Regions from separate parts of the Homo sapiens genome. Here region 2 is linked to region 1. The links are chromatin loops, found by intact Hi-C in ENCODE. Cell type or tissue: heart right ventricle. All regions are shown on one strand. Each heading gives the region's core, and the rest is flanking DNA. Links, peaks and the distances in the headings are about the cores only.

The links. Peaks named below come from ENCODE experiments on the same cell type or tissue, not always from the same donor. Only the 100,000 strongest peaks of a DNase experiment are listed, where the experiment ranks them.
Region 2: it touches region 1 in a loop (2.9-fold over the local background); 77 of 110 quality-filtered maps call a loop at or near these places.

Annotation. Positions count from the first base shown.
Region 1 is chr11:86,214,988-86,223,344 of GRCh38, reverse strand. No RefSeq gene overlaps it. Among named protein-coding and RNA genes, the nearest start is that of EED, 26 kb to the left of the region's middle. In heart right ventricle, for the core only: a CTCF peak has its summit at 4,685 (motif pointing right); DNase peaks (open chromatin) are centred at 4,684 and 4,995; H3K4me3 peaks cover 922 bases; H3K27ac peaks cover 335 bases.
Region 2 is chr11:85,860,372-85,868,728 of GRCh38, reverse strand. CCDC83 (coiled-coil domain containing 83) reads right to left here. Exons shown (of 11, transcript NM_001286159.2): 2 at 3,511-3,633. The coding sequence starts at 3,605. Among named protein-coding and RNA genes, the nearest start is that of CCDC83, 9.2 kb to the right of the region's middle. In heart right ventricle, for the core only: no CTCF peak of the experiment used is centred there; no DNase peak of the experiment used is centred there.

The DNA of each region.
Region 1 (8,357 bases), core at 77-8,076:
CCATAATATATGTTTCCTTTTGTTTAAAATCCCCTCTTATTCCTACCTCACTCTTTTCATTTAGCTCATCCTTCAAAACGTAGCTTGCCAGGAAAATCTCTCCTAGCCACCTAACCTGAGTTGGTTGCCTTTTTCCTACACTTTAGTAGAACCCTTCTTTTATCTTAGTTTTAATTATGGATTTTTTTCTCTCCTCAACAGGATTGGGAGTTTTATGAAAGCAGGTTACATGTTGAATTCACTTCATGTCCTATACACCTCGTATAGGTCTCCTATATGTCTAGAGTCAGGTATATAGGAGGCATTCAACACATATTTGTTGAGGGAATTAATGACTGAATGTCTCAATCTATAGATTGTATGTGATTTGCTTTCTATTACTCTGTCAGTATCAGTTTTGAGTTGAGTTGCAGTATATAGGTTGATAAGGTCTAACTTATTCCTTTAAATTGTCAACTTATTTATAGTTTGTACCAGAAAGTATGTTTTACTATGTTAAGTGTTGGAGAATAGGAAAAGCAAAGGAAGTTGAGGTCTAAACTTGTAAGTCTTGTGAATGGGCCATGGTTGTTAAAAGTCATCTATCTCTGCCTCCTTAGAAAAGCTATCAGGAACACAGCATCAGAATTTTTATTTAGCTACATATTCTCATGGGTGTCTGTACATCTAATTATCAAATAAATGACTCAGAATAAGATGGTGTTGGGGCTAGATGGAGTGGGAAGGAGAGGGTTGTAATTACTGAGTGAAGGCATGCTGATGTCATTAATATGTCTATTCAAGAAGTTAGTATTAATAAATTACAATGAAATGCAAGTGCAACCTAATGATTTGTCATTACCTTGAAACCTTGGTTAACAACATTGTTGGCATCATGATTACAGCCTACTTATTAACTGTATATACCCTTAAATGTACACTTTTAAATTTATTGCCACCCTGTGGTACCGTAGGAATATATTTGGTTATTGTCCCTGTTCCTGGCACAGAGCTCCTAAAACCCTTGGAATTTCCTGGGTAATAAGGATGATGCGAGGATCTTTTGTTCTAATGAAGCAGCTCTTGGCCCCTAGACAGCTGCTTCAGAATGGGGGCTGATTGCCAGAATATCTAAGCCTTGGTTAGAAGCTTGGAATTTTAGCCCTAACCCTCAGCCTCCAAGGAGGAGAGAGGGGTTGGAGATGAAATTTGTTTACCATTTCCCAATGATTTAATCAACCATGCCTATGTAATGAAACCTTCACAAAAACCCCCTAAACAATGGGGTTTAGGGAGCTTCCAGGATGGTGAACACCCAACGTACTGGGAGGGTGGTGCACCCCAGCTCCACGGGGACAGATGCTCCTGCACATTCCCTTCTGAATCTCACCTTATATACTTCTCCATCTGGCTGTTCATTTGTATCCTTTATAATAAACCAGTAAACATAAGCAAAGTGCCTTTTTAAGTTGTGTGAGCTTTCTAGCAAATTGTCAAACATGAGGAGGGGGTCAAAGGAACCCTGATTTACAGCTGGTTAGTCAGAAGTACTGGTGGCCCAAAACTTGCAAACAGCATTTGAAGTGGGGGCAGTCTTGTAGGACTGAACCCTTTGAATTATGGGATCTGATGCTAACTCCAGGTAGATAATGTCAGAAATTAATTGAATTGTTGGACAGTCAATTGATGTCAGAGAGCTGAAGAAGTGATGTTGGAAAAGATACCATATGTTTGTTGTCAGGAGGGAAAAAGCTTTCATGCCGTTTCACAAAATTCTCAAACCTGTCGGATTCTGTCGTTGATGATTAGCAATACTGATAAGTTACTTTAAGCAGTTCCTTCAAATCCATGTTTCAATTTGGTTTACCCTACTGCCTTTTATGCAAAAATATTAATTTGCTCTGCTAATATTGAAATCGTACTATGTACCAGGTTTTATCCTAGAGAATAATGGTGAGCAAAACCAGATATAAGTCTCTATTTTCATGAGTCTGCTAGTGGAAACAGATGCCCATCAAAAAATCACATATACAGATACATTTACAACTATGTTAAATACTATGGATGAGAGGTTTATGATGTTGTGATTGTTCTCAAAAGAAAGATCATGAAACACTTTCCTGAGGAAGCTGAAATCTGAAGAACCATAAAAGGTCAACTAAGTGAGAATATGGGAATGGGTAAACTTAGATCTTGCATCTTGCAAAGACTTCTGGGACTGGAGTTTCTTATCTTTACCCTCCTATCTCAGCACCCTCCTCTTGTAGATCCCCCCCCCACTCCCCCACACAATTTCACTTCTATTAAGAGCCTCTCAGAATATACTCAGAACAGCATCAGAGGAAAACATTAAATAAAGTTTTTTAACAGATAATAGTATTAGATGTTCAATAAAGAAAGGCTCCTAGCTTCTTATAATTGAGTGCTGGTGTCCTAATCAGCTTCCTCCTCAAATCCTACACTGATGCCCAACTGGGTGTAACTGGTGTTCACCCAGTGAGGGCCTCAGTGATTATGAAAATAAGAGAGCTATGAGCCAAGACTGGTGGACCACAGTGGAGCAACTTACTTTGCTGACTGGAGTACAGCATGTCTTCACAGAGATTTAAAATAGGTTTTGGAGGGTAGAATAGGAGGGAGGACTTCCAGGAGAAGGAAACAGCACCCACAAAAACACAGACGAGTGAAAGAACACCATGTTTTTGCAGGAATGGCAGGTAGTTTAGACTTCTTTTAAGTAAGTCAGGAAAACATCCTGATAAAATAGTGAAATTAAATCAGTTTTTAGAAAAATAAAGAACTAAAGTTTAGTAAATGTGAAAAGTCCCACAAATAGAACTCCTTATTCCTTTAAAATCACGGATACAAAAGTTGTTCCTACACATATTAATCTGAACATCTGCAATTGTCATAGGTTCCAAAAACTTTAGTTTAATTCTCCAGAATCTCCTAATATCTTATTTAAAGTCATTCTCCTTTTTTTTTTTTTTTTTTTTGAGACGGAGTCCAGCTCTGTCGCCCAGGCTGGAGTTCAGTGGCGCCATCTCAGCTCACTGCAACCTCTGCCTCCCGGGTTCACACCATTCTCCTGCCTCAGCCTCCGGAGTAGCTGGGACTACAGGCGCCCGCCATTACGCCTGGCTAATTTTTTGTATTTTTAGTAGAGAGAGGGTTTCACTGTGTTAGCCAGGATGGTCTCGATCTCCTGACCTTGTGATCCACCCGCCTCAGCCTCCCAAAGTGCATTCTCCTTTTTGATTGGCATCACCTGCTGCCTTTCTCCTTTCTCACTGTATTTAGAGCAATCTTTGCCAAATGATTTTTGTGTCTTTCCAGACCATGATGTGGTTGACTAAGAATTTGTTTAAGCCTAACTATTTTTCAGTTCTTCATTTGACTCAAAAAGTAGTTTGTTGTAGAATAGAAGCTTCCCCTTGAAACAGCATATGGCAAGACCTGGAATTAAAAATAGACTTAACCACTGAAAAATTCTTCCATAAAATTAAATTAAATACGTAGTACAATTCTCTTTTACCATGTTATCCTCAATGGATAAAGATGAACTTTTCTCCTTATTAAAATTGAGAATGTTGCAGAATATTTCCATTATGTGCGAAGAAAAGAGGAACTGGCACTTATTAGCACACATAGTATGCCAGTCTCTGTGACAGGTGCAATCTGAGCGCCATCCTACCACTATGCTTGAATAGAGAGATGGTCATACAATGTCAACATGGTAATAAACTTCAGAGGTCATATAACCCACTGCTTTGGTTCTTTAGAGAAAACGCTGAGGCCCAGAGAGTAGGTTAGTGATCATTCAGTTCATTAAAAACCAAATGGGACTTGAGCTGAGTTTTCTGACACTTAGTCAGTGTTCTTTCTATAACATACTGGTATTCTCAGGAGAGAATTCGTCATGACTTATAGTTACATAGTCACCATTCTTTCCTGTATCTCTGTCTGCCCCATCTCTTTCTTCTATTTCTTCCTTTCTTTGTATTTTTTCATCTTTAACAGTAATGTTTTCTCTATTCTTAGAAAATTGGGTGTTTGAAAACAGCCCTCAACAACTTAATTCAACTTTTATCTAATGATTATTAACTGAATACTGCATCTTAGACACCGTGCTGGGTAATTGGTTGGATACAGTAAGATAATATATACAGATATAACTAAAATACAAGGCAGTGTATGATAAGAACTTTGTAAATAAGTTTTACAGGATTTCAGAGGTAGGTGTGGGGAAAGTGGCCAGTGAACTGGGCTTTTAAAGAATGGAAAAGGTTTTCATAAGGATAAGGGCTGAAGGTAGGACAATAATTTTACACAAATTGAAGAGCAGTAATAAGGATACAGAAGAAGGGAGCAACGCAAGTTGGAGAGATGTCAAGTAGAATTGTATGAGTAACAAACTGTCTTACAGGAGAAAATGGAGGACAAGGCTGAGAAACAGGCTGTTTTATTTCTGCAGCAGGGCAAGGGATCCTTCCCCTTATCAAGGCTAGAATACAAAGAAGGTGGAAGCCCCTATGACAGTCAGCTGTCATAGAAGTTGTAGATAGGTCACCTAGAGGCAGCACTGGAAACCAGCGAAAGTCAGCAATCCAGGTGACAAAAGTATCAACGAACTGGTACGAAAGCTACTACCAACTGGTACAAAAAGAACCACAGTCCAAGGAGACGCTTACTAGCACACGCCTACCTCCAGGGGGTGCTCAAGGCTTCCGTCCTTCCTTCCAAAGAAAAAAGATCTCTGAAGAGACTCCAGGACAAAATGGGGATTTCAGATATAGATGGAGGTTTTAGAGAAATGATTCTGCAGGGGATTCTGTTGAAGGAATAAAGTGGTTATAAACAGAAGTGGGCTGAGAGACTTTCCCCGTCAGTGACCTCTGGCGACTCGGCTTTTGTTAACTCTTGTAATGCTTTCATCTTTTCATCTCTTCACTGCCTTGGGATTGGTGTCTGGGACGTTCTCAAGTCAGGAGGGCAAAAGTAACCTCAGGGAGTCCACTTTGTTCAGTCCAGCTGCTGAGGCAAGAGATCTGATAGGGTTTGGAGCCCAGCATGAACTGGCAGCAAAGCATAGGCGTTTGTCCAGCGTCCTCTGTGTATGTGTTGGATGAGAAGCTTGTGCAGTCACATGCAGGATTCAGAATCCTGGCAGATTCTGAATCCACCTCCTAATTGTACAAGATTGGCATCTGGTGTGGTCTCGCAAGGGACTAAGATTTAGGAGGAAGGAAATTCATAGCAGGATTCTTGCTGCGAGGAAATCTTACCCAAACCTTTAATTAGTGATTACCAACAGGCAGAGATGGATAACTATTTCTAAAGAAAATGTACTCTTGAGAGGCTGAGACTACAAAGGCACATAGCTGCATATTTGTGAGGCTCCATCCCTTATGGTGGGAACAGAATCTGGCCTCGCCAGGAGTCACTTTTGGGACTAGAACATCCTGCCAGCAGAAGTCTGGAATTTGGAGAAATGCAAAGCCAATTGTGAGGTAGATACCTTCTCTACAAAGTAAAGATTGTGTTCTTGGACAGAGCCAGCCCTCATTTAATTTAGGAGTGAGAAGGTGGAAATGCGAGAAGCAATGGCTTGAATCTAGGATCCTGGAGAGGTGTTTAATCCGTAGGAATGAAGCAGACCTGTGAATGACATAGGGAAGAAGGGTGCCAATATCATAAATTGTTAGTTTTGTTAGTTTTAGTCCACGGTGGTGTTCAGACACAACTGTCTGGGAGGGAAGGCAGCCTGCACAGGTGTTGAACTTACCCTAGCATGTGGGTGTCAGAATGTCACAATTAAATCTTATTTTTTCTTTATACATTCAGAGAGCATTTAAAAAATTCTATTCTATGGTTCCAGTTATAGGAGTCACATTATTATTCTAGCATGCCATCTGATATTAAAATAATTTAATATGAAGGCCTATGGGTTCTAACACAATAACTTCTTATCCTATCATTTACATACTTCTAATTTCTAATATCTCCTATTTTATTCTATTTATTTATTATTTAAAGGCAGGGTCTTGCTCTGTCACACAGGCTGGAGTACAGTAGCTACGATCATGGCTCACTGCAGCCTCGACCTCCCAGGCTCAAGTGATCCTTCCACTTCAGTCTCCCAAGTAGCTGGCACTGTGGTTGCATGCCACAAGTCCAGCTAATTTTTTTAAAATAATTTTTTTGTAGAGATGGAGTCTCACTATGTTGTCTGGGCTGGTCTCAGACTTCTGAGATCAAGTGATCCTCCTGCCTCAGCCTCCCAAAGTGCTAGGAGTACAGGCATAAGCCACTATGCCTGGCCTCTCTTATTTTTAAAAATAATACTTATCTTTTTATCTCATTATAAAATTTATGAGTAATTGATGCAGAAAATTTGAAAACACCAGAAATACAATGTAAAACAAAAATTAGTCATAATTCTACAACTCAAAGGTAAGCACTATTAACTTTTTTTAAAATTTTTCTTTGAGATAAGGTCTGGCTCTGTTGCCCAGGCTGCAGTACCATGGCATAATCGTGGCTTGCTGCAGCCTCAACCTCCCAGGATCAAACGATCCTCCCACCTCAGCCTCCTGAGTAACTGAAACTACAGGCACACACCACCATGCCTGGCTAAATTTTTAAATTTTTTGTAGAGACAAGGTATCCCTGTGTTGCCCTAGCTGGTCTTGAACTCCTGGGCTCAAGCAATCCTCCTGCCTCAGCCTCCCAAGGTGTTAGGATTACAGGCGTGAGCCACCAGGCCCGGCTACTATTAACATTTTGATGCATGCACTTTCACTATTTTTTACTTTATGTGTGTGTATATTTTAAAACAAAAATCATCAAAATTTACATTGTTTTGTAGCTTTTTTTTTCATTTAGTGATTACGGAACTATTTCAATGTCAATAAATGATCTACATTACAATTTTTTCCCCTATAATACTTCTTATTATACAAGTATTAACTGTGCATTGCTTTGAGCTTAGAAAATGGAGAAAAATTGTACAGAAAGAAATAACTCATCCAGAGATTAATTGCTTTCAATATAGTCGTCTATTTCTTGGAAGATTTTCCCCCATCCCTTCTTACTATTAGTCCACAGATCCTCCAGCTCAGCCAATGATAGCAGCTGTAGTCAGCTGGGTAATGGCCATTCAAAGATATCCTTGGAACTTGCAAATGTTGCCTTATTTGGGAAAAAGGTCTTCGCACATGTGATTATGTTTAAGGATCTTTCAAAGGCACCAACCCAGAAGTTGGTTTCATTTCCTGGAAAAAAACTTGATAGCTAGGGTTAATATATTGGATCCGGAGATGAAAAGGGCATCTATACCAAGGGAACTGACGTGCAGATTTTGGACTTCCTGTAGGTTAAGAGTTTGAATGTTCTGCATGTAGGCTGTGAGTTTCAAACTTTTTAAGTAGCTGAAAACTCAATTGAGGATGCGTCTGAGGTGGCACAAGTAGAAGCAGAATCCACAGCTGAGGTCCAAGTCAAGCGCTAGAGGCAAAAATGGATCAGAGGCACCTGGTGGAGGCTGTAGACAGAAGCCCCAGTAGAAAGACTTCTGACCTCATCATCAGCCATAAGCAAGGTGAAGGGCATTCAAAAGAAAGGGACTTTGGTGGCACAGGGAATTTTCAGTTTCCATGGTTCATCTACTGATTTAATGCATTATTGATTATATGCTACTAATTAACCTCTTTTTTTTCTTTTTGCCCACTCCAGAGTGCTAAGGAGGTCCGATTAACCTCTTTAATAACCTTGGTTTTTTGGTTTTTTTGGTTTTGAGATGGAGTCTCGCTCTGTCACCCAGGCTAGAGTACAGTGGTGCAATCTCAGCTCATTGCAACCTCCACCTTCCAGGTTCAAACGATTCTCCTGCCTCTGCCTCCCAAGTAGCTGGGATTACAGGCACCTGCCACCATGCCCGGCTAATTTTTGTATTTTTTAGTAGAGATGGGGTTTCACCATGTTGGCCAGGCTGGTCTCGAACTCCTGACCTCAGGTGATCTGCCCACCTCAGCCTCCCAAATTGCTGGGATTATAGGCATGAGCCACTGCACCTGGCCAAATAACCTTGTTTTAAATGGCCTAGTATGGGGTTGAGCCACAACCACCTCTCTCAGTGATTCTCAGGAGTCTGGAGGGGAAACCAGTAGGGGTGATCATCTTTAATAGTGACTAGAGGACCTTACAGAAAAAGTATGCCAAACATAACTGCTCCATGTGTGAATCTGTCATTCTGGCTAATTTGGGAGATTGCAGGGGTGGTCCTCCAAAAGAACAGAACATTTTGGAGGGTTTGAGTAGATGAACATGAAATGTTGGGTGTGGGTGGGGACAGTCACTTCAGCCTGCTCTACCCACCC
Region 2 (8,357 bases), core at 63-8,062, 350 kb after region 1:
ACCAGCCTGGTCAACATAGGGAGACCCTGTCTCTATAAAAATAAACAAACATGGCTAACACCTGTAATCCCAGCACTTTGGGAGGCTCCCAGCACTTTGGGAGGCCAAGGCAGGAGGCCAAGATCAGGAGTTCAAGACCAGCCTGGCCAACATGGCAAAACCCCATCTCTACTAAAAACACAAAAAATTAGCTGGGTGTGGTGGCACATGCCTGTAATTCCAGCTACTGGGGAGGCTGAGGTGGGAGAATTGCTTGAATCCAGGAGGCGGGGGTTGTAGTGAGCCGAGATCATGCCACTGCACTCCAGCCTGGGTGACAGAGTGAGACTCTTGTCTCAAAAACAAACAAATCACTGATCCAAATAAACTTGACTTTCAAAAAAATCTATATCATAATCTCCATTTTTTCACTCACGACCATATTCTCACCCGTTTCTATATCTATATCCATACTTATTGTAGAAAACGGGGGGCAAGACAAGTATAAAGGAGAAAATAAAAACCATCATTATTCAGAGACGATAATTTTATAGACTGAACATTGGTAGTATCAGCTCTTCACAAACAACCATAGAAGTTCATGACTTTCTTTTCTTGGGATAAATTTGAAAAAAGTTCAGTTGCTCAAAAACCATGAATTAACTATCTACTATGTGCTCACTGCTTTGTTAGGAGCTGAGAGAGATATAAGAGGCGCCAGGGAACTCCTGGACAATCCTTCCTCAGATGGTGAGAGGAAATGTCTTGGCTATGTGTCATGTGACAACAGTTCTGTCACCGAGGAACACATGGAATGCATAAACTGTCATCAGTAGAGCATGGTACAGCAAGGCCTTGGCTGTTCCAGTCCATGAGATTATTTATTTAGTTTTACCAAATACAAAAGAACAAGGGTATGAGATGTTCAGTTTATAACTTGCACTAGATCATGAGAATTTTTAAACGTTTGCCTTTTTGTAAACCTTTGTTAAAGAGGAGAAAGACTGGTTTCTGGTCCACCCAAAAGAGAGAAAAACAGCTGTTAACTGGATGTCACCAGTTACACCATGGGAGCAAATTAGAGACCAGGTTACATTCACAGAGCTTGGCTTTTTGTCCACCTCTCCTAAGATGAGATGAACAAAGTTTTCAGTTATGTTGAGAAATGAGTATGAATAGTATCTAGTTATTAGTTAATGTTATTTCAAGTAGAAAATAAAAGGAAACAGGTGAAAGCCTCTTCTCTCTTGGTGTTCTGATCCCTTCACTCAATCCTAAAAAGTTCATACGAATATATTGGGATCTCCAAAGAAGGAGACAGATTTTCCCTGAATGTTGTTAAGGACAACATACATCTTTTATGGTACATTTTTTAAAATAAATCCTTCTTTTAGATTTTAAAATCTAAAATCCTTCTTGGCCAGGTGAGGTGGCTCATGCCTGAAATCCCAGCACTTTGGGAGGCTGAGGCAGGAGGATCGCTTGAGGCCAGGAGTTTAAGACCCAGCTCTACCCAAAATTAAAAAATTAGCTGGGCCTGGTGGTGTATGCCTGTCTTCCCAGCTACTCAGAAATCTGAGGCAGGAGGAACACTTGAGCCCAGGAGTTTGATACTGCAATGAGCTATAATCAGGCTACTACACTCCAGCCTGGGTGACAGAGTGAGACTCTGTCTTTAAACAACAACAACTCTCTTAAACAAAGACCTAGTCACTAGCATCATGGGCTCTCCATCTTCAACTTTATACTCCTCTAATAAAAACCCAAGTGTTCTTCTTGATCTGACCCTTGCCTAAATCACCAGCATCTGCTCTTGCCCTGCCTCCCTCACCCTCCCTTTTCTCAGTTTCTGGCCTGTGATAAGCTCTTTCCTACCCTCCTGTCTTCCATAAGTCATGCTCTTCACTGCTCTGAGTTTCCATAATGCCTGTTCCTTTTCCAGAAATCAGCTCAAAGCTTTCTCAAACAAGTTTTTCCTAACTCCTCTGACTAAAGTCCTTTAGTTACACTGTTAAACAGCACCCTACAGTTTTCTTTTATAGTACCTTTATTATAGCCATGTTTTTTTCTGTTTTTTTTTTTTGTTTTGTTTTTTTGAGACAGGGTCCCTCTCTGTCACCAAGGCTGGAGTGCAGTGACACAATCATGGCTCACTGTAACCTTGACCTCCCTGGGCTCAGGCAATCCTCCCGTCTCCACCTCCTAAATAGCAGGGACTAATTTTTATTTTGTAAAGATGAGTTTTCATCATGTTACTCAGGCTGATCTCAAACTCCTGGGCTCATCCACCTGCCTTGGCCTCTCAAAGGGCTGGGATTATAGGCATGAGCCACCATACCACCCTGTCATTTTTTTTAAAGCTCAAATTAGTGGTTTATTGTCTGTCTCCCATGCTTCATCAAGGCAGGGACCATGTGGTCCTGTTTGCTGCTACATTCCAGTACCCAGCACTTGACTTGCACTTGGTAAACACCCAAGTATTTATTGAATAAGTACATGAATGAAGTATATTTCAGCCTTATGCAAGAAAAGACTAACACTTATCTATTAATTCTGTAAGAATTACAAGTTAAAACACTTACCTTGTGCCAAAAGCTAAGGTTCACAGACCCTCAAGGAGCTATTTGTTGGAATAAAACATAAATATGGAATAAATGTTACCCATGGTTTTGTCTCCAGCTCCTAGGAGTGAGACATTATAAAATTTTATTATTATTAAAAAGAATTTTCTGTAAATCATTTGGATTTGATATGTAGCCATTTAGGAATAATGTAAGTTGGAATGTCTAAGAAATAAAAGGTCACATAAAGGGAAAATTTCTCTTCCATTCTCTCTTTTTTTTTTTTTTTCGAGATGGAACCTCAATGGAATCTTGCTCTGTTGCCCAGGCTGGAGTGCAGTGGCATGATCTTGGCTCACTGCAACGTCTGCCTCCTGGGTTTGAGCAATTCTCCTGCCTCAGTCTCCCGAGAAGCTGGGATTACAGGCACGCGCCACCATGCCCGACTAATTTTTGGATTTTTAGTGGAGACCTGGTTTCACCATGTTGGTCAGGCTGGTCTCGAACTCCCAACCTCAGGTGATCCGCCTGCTTTGGTCTCCCAAAGGGCTGGGAATACAGGTGTGAGCCACCATGCCCGGCCTCTTCTACTCTCTATAAATGTAAACTAACCATTCTGTGTTGTATTTTAAGAGGTAAGCTAGCAAGCTGTTGTATACATAGGTGAGAGTAACCAATAAACAACTGAAGGAGCCAATAGTACATCAATGAAAGCTGTTTCATAGCAGCTCTCATTTCATTTCATAAAATAGTCTAAGTAGTCATAGCTACTACTTGGACTATGTTATATTCAAAGTTTCAAAAACCTTTAAAAATATGTGCATAGCACAAGAGTGCAATTAGGCCTCCAAACCCACCTCTATTCTTTTGGCAGCTGCTGCATGTATTGTTTGCATTTGCAGTTATATGAGTCTTAACAATGACTGCCTTTTATCTATGGCAACTTTCAGATTTCAGAATAAAAACTTACTGATAGTCTAGAAGTGCTTCACTGGTAGGCAGTTTAATTTCTTTTGGTGGCCCGTCATGTGTATCCTTTTTATTTGCTTTCCCTGAGTTTTCCATTGTGCTGGTTAGCTATGAAGAAATATACCTGTTTAGAAAGGAGACATACGAAAGTGAAAAATTCCATCTTTGCCTCCCTACTTTTGTTTACTCTAGATAAGGTACCTCTGGGACTTAATACTGGCTTTCTATCCTGATTGCTTCCATGTCCCCAGATCTAACATTCACCACAATGGTGGAACATCATGAAATGATTGGATTCTTGATTCTGGTGAATTCCATGTTTAGCCCATGTATAGCATTCCCTCCACCCAAAACTTTCTAAGAGACTCCCTCTCTTATGTTATTCATCTATATCTGTTGCCCGTATCTAGGTCTTTTAAGAGCAAAGAACTGAGCTTTTCAATAATTTTATTTCTCCACAGTGTTTGGCAGAGAGACATTAATTAAATGTCTATTAATTTTTCAAAGAAAATGAAAACAAAACTACAATTTTCTATGAGCACGAAGAAGCTAGGATCCAAAAGACTTAAGAATTAGAATCAGGATCCAAAAAAATTAGGTTTGGGCAGGGTTGTTACAAACAGCAAATAAAAGCACACATTGAAGTACTTTTAAAATGGTTGAGATTTACACATGCGAATAATAATAATGTACTAATAACTGCTCATCAGCTATTAACTGGTTTCATACCTAATAATAAAAAAATCAAAAACACCTTTTAAAAGGGAAAATCAAGACCCACTGTTCACAGATGTTTATAGTAAGCAGGAGTACTTTCATAGGTTTGGTTTGGGTACTAAAGTAGACTTTTCAGATTATAGTCTTCCTTAACACATTTTTATCTTTTAATTTCCACTAATCTTAAAAGAATAAGTACCTAGCCTTAAATAAATGTATCAGTAGTTAAGTGTGGTAGAAAGCATAAAATATAACCTTTGTAATTATTTAAGTGGCTGGAAACTCTCATGAGGGTGAGGATAATGTAATTCTTGTGCACCACTGTATTTCCTCACTAAGCACAATAGACACACAATAAATGCTTGTCAGATAAACACATGAGTGGATGCATGAACGAATCAGGCAGACATGGGCTTTAATCCTAGATCCATCACTGTTATCTCTGTGACCCTGAATAGGTTACTTAATCTTTTTGAGGAACTTCAGTTGCATCATCTGTCAAGGGAGAAGGATAACAATTCTACTCTAAGAGCTATTGTAAGGATTAAATAAGCTAATATTTAAAGCACCTAGCATAGTGTCTGAGATATAGAAAAAGGGCATATATCTCTAGCTCTATCTCTGTATAGTGCCCCTTCCTCTTTCCCTTCAGTTGTTGCTCCAGGTCAAGCTTCTTCAAATTCTGGGTAACTAAAGCATAGAATGGCTGCCTTCTGCAAGTACGATGATGCGTGGAAAGACTAATCCATAAGGTTTGCTGTTGTCAACCTTCATTGATTTGGATCACTGAATTGGCAATCCACATAGATCTTTGTAGACCATTCAGCTCCAAAGTGGAGAAACTTGTTAATATGAAAACACGCTTTTTCTCTGTAGACATGCTGCCTGCACACTCAGACTTCCAGTCAGGCTGTCTTTATGTCTGTGACTTTTCTAACCAAGTTTGCACTACTCTGTATGCTAACTAATTTGAGCATATACATGAATGCAAATATACCACAATACTTTCCAACTGAAAAGCACACAGATGACACAACAAAAAGATCTAATACATTAGTACATTAAGTAGTGTCTTCTCAAATATGAAAGTATTGAGAATAATTTAATAGGCTCCCACCAAAAGGTGTCATCATGATACCACCACAGTTCACAGAAAATTATCAGCTAAGAGAAGATTACTCTTTGTTTCAGATGCAGAGTTGAATTTTTATATTATTTTCCATTTTAGAATTAGAATTTTAAACTTGGCTGTTGCACAAAAAGCATACTAACAAATGTTTCATTTTAAAACAATAACTTACCATTTAGTAATAATTTTTACTATAAAATATTTAAAAGTTAAAACCAATGCCAACATTAATCTCTTTCTAAGTCATATGGAAGAGATCAAGTGTTACGGTTTTTACCTGTGGTACCCATCTGGTGCTGGAGGAAAAATGACCTCATCCTGCTCAATTACCTTAGTTACCTGGCTTTTATGTTTTTAACTCTCTGACTAATGTATAATTACTTACCTAACTGCAGCTTATGGCAAAGGATTTTAATAAAATATGAGTGAAAATGTGGACCCATTAAAGCACAAATGCTTTATACATAAACTCTATTAAGATTCATTGTTTCACACACTTTAAGAAAATTAGTAAGCCAATTGGACTGTCTGCTTAATAGCTGCATTTTTCCAATGGGCTAATGATAGTACCTCAACATCTATTTTTGCATTTGATAATGTGCTATAAATCATGGGGACTTTCATAAACATTTACAAGGATTCACAGTTCCTGACCACCCAGAAGATTTCTCTCAGTAAAGGGTGAGAATCCTAGAAAAATATTCACAAAGTAAAAGCAATTATCTTCCAGGAAGGTTACACTTAGAATATCTGACAAATAGACGTCGAATCTGTCAGTAACTACAAACATCTATTCAATGCCTGCTCTGTGCATGGTGCTTTACCTGGCCCCCAATTATAAAGTATAGATGAGGCAAGACCCTTCTCAGACAGATAGGAAGACAGAAGCACACTGCAGCAGAACTTTAAAAAAATGAGCAGCTTTAAAATTCATTGCAAAATCATGCAGATAATGCTAGGGAGATCTTCATCCAGCATGTGACCTCCCTTTTGTGGCCATGTGTGTTTTCCTCTCCCGACTGTGTCTGAGGTCTCTAAAACATACACCGTGATGTAAGGACAGGTGAGCATCCTGGGTTTGAAAGACTCAGGACTCCAGCCAACCTTTCCAGAATCTACTCCATCATTTTCTGTCATAAAATCTTGCAATAAATATTTCCCAAACGCCTCTCAGTGAAAAGCCAGAAGTTTATTTACTAAAAATGGACATATCACAATCATTTTTTTCATATGTAGTTATCCCATACTGCTTTGGCTCTGCAAAGTTACCTATAGAACACACAGTGTATCCCTTCCTGCACTATCTCAGCATCCTGGCTCAGTATCTAGAAAGCTTAAAATAAATGACTCTCTTTTTTTTTTTTTTTTTTTTTTTAATGAGACAGGGTCTGGCTCCGTCGCCCAAGCTAAAAATGCAGGGTCATTCCAACTTCTGCCTCCCAGGTGCAAGTCATCCTCCCACATCACCTCCAGAGTAGCTGGGATTACAGGCGCATGCTACCATGCCTGGCTAATTTTTTAATTTTTTGTAAAGAGGGGGTTTTGCCATGTTTCTCAGGATGGTCTTGAACTCCTGAGCTCAAGGGATCCACCCACTTTGGCCTCCCAAAGTGCTAGGATTACAGGCATGAGCCACCGCACTTGGCCCAAAATGACTATTTTAATGACTTTGTGAAGGCGTGAATATCCAGAAGCCTCCCAATGACTCCTTTCCTAATTCTGTGGAGGCTGGGAGGGATGGCAGTTCTGCCCTAATACCTTTCTGGACATATAAAATGGAGTTTGAGGTTTGATAGCTAATGTTTTACATACAATGTAGATTAAAATGAAAGATATTTACTTAACAGCATTAGCAATGACAGAAGTTCAGAATAAGATTCCATCAAGGCATGAGTGCATGATATAAAAGATCTCTATTTGGGTGCTAGGAGTCTTGAAGTCTAGTTGTGGCTCAGCCATTAACTAGCTAGAAACTGAGCCATTAACTGCATGGTTTTGAACTGCAGTTCCCAAATTATACTGGATTCTCAGCTATAAACTGTAAGGCTAATAAAAGTAATAGTAGTAGTAGTAATGCAGTACTTCCAAAAGCCTTATTAAAGAGCAATCTAACTTAGAAGGCACATACCTCACTATAATGTTAATTGCAAAGCTGAAATACATATTCAAAACCATTCATGGTACTCATCTTCAACAAAATACAATTCCTTTAATGCCAGTGACACCTAACTACTTCTATAAACCCTCATCTTGGGAATTCAAAAAGAGATGTTGTATCCTTTAATATTTAAATTCATCTTGAGAAGCCTCTTCTTATTGTCCTAACTAGTGATAAATAACCTCGCCTTGTGGCCCCACAATTTGTACTTTTTTTTTTCCCCACAATTTATGGCTTGTAATAGACAGTGTCTATTTTTCCCATCTTTGTGTTCATGTTTATTCAATGTTTAGCTTGCACTTATAGTGAGAACATGCAGTATTGCTTTTGGGTTCTTGCATTAGTTTGCTTAGGATAATGGCCTCCAGCTGCATCCATGTTGCTACAAAGGACACGATTTTGTTCTTTTTATGGCTGTGTAGCATTCCATGGTGTATGTGTACCACATTTTCTTTATCTAGTCCACCACTGATTAGCATCTTGGTTGATTTTATGTGTTTGCTACTGTGAACAGTGCTGCGATGAACATGAGTCCATGTGTCTGTTTCACAGAATGATTTATTTTCCTTAGGGTATATATCCAGTAGCGAGATTGCTGGGTTGAATGGTATTTCTGTTTTAAGTTCTTTGAGAAATCTTCACACTGCTTTCCACGTGTTCTTTAATACTCCCACCAGCAGTGTATAAGTGTTCCCTTTTCTGCTAAACCTCACCAGCATCTGTTGTTTTTTGTCTTTTTAATAATTACCATTGTGATTCCTGTGTGATAGTATCTTATCATGGTTTTGATCTGCATTTATCTAATGATTAGTGATGATGAGCATTTTTTCATATATTTGTTGGC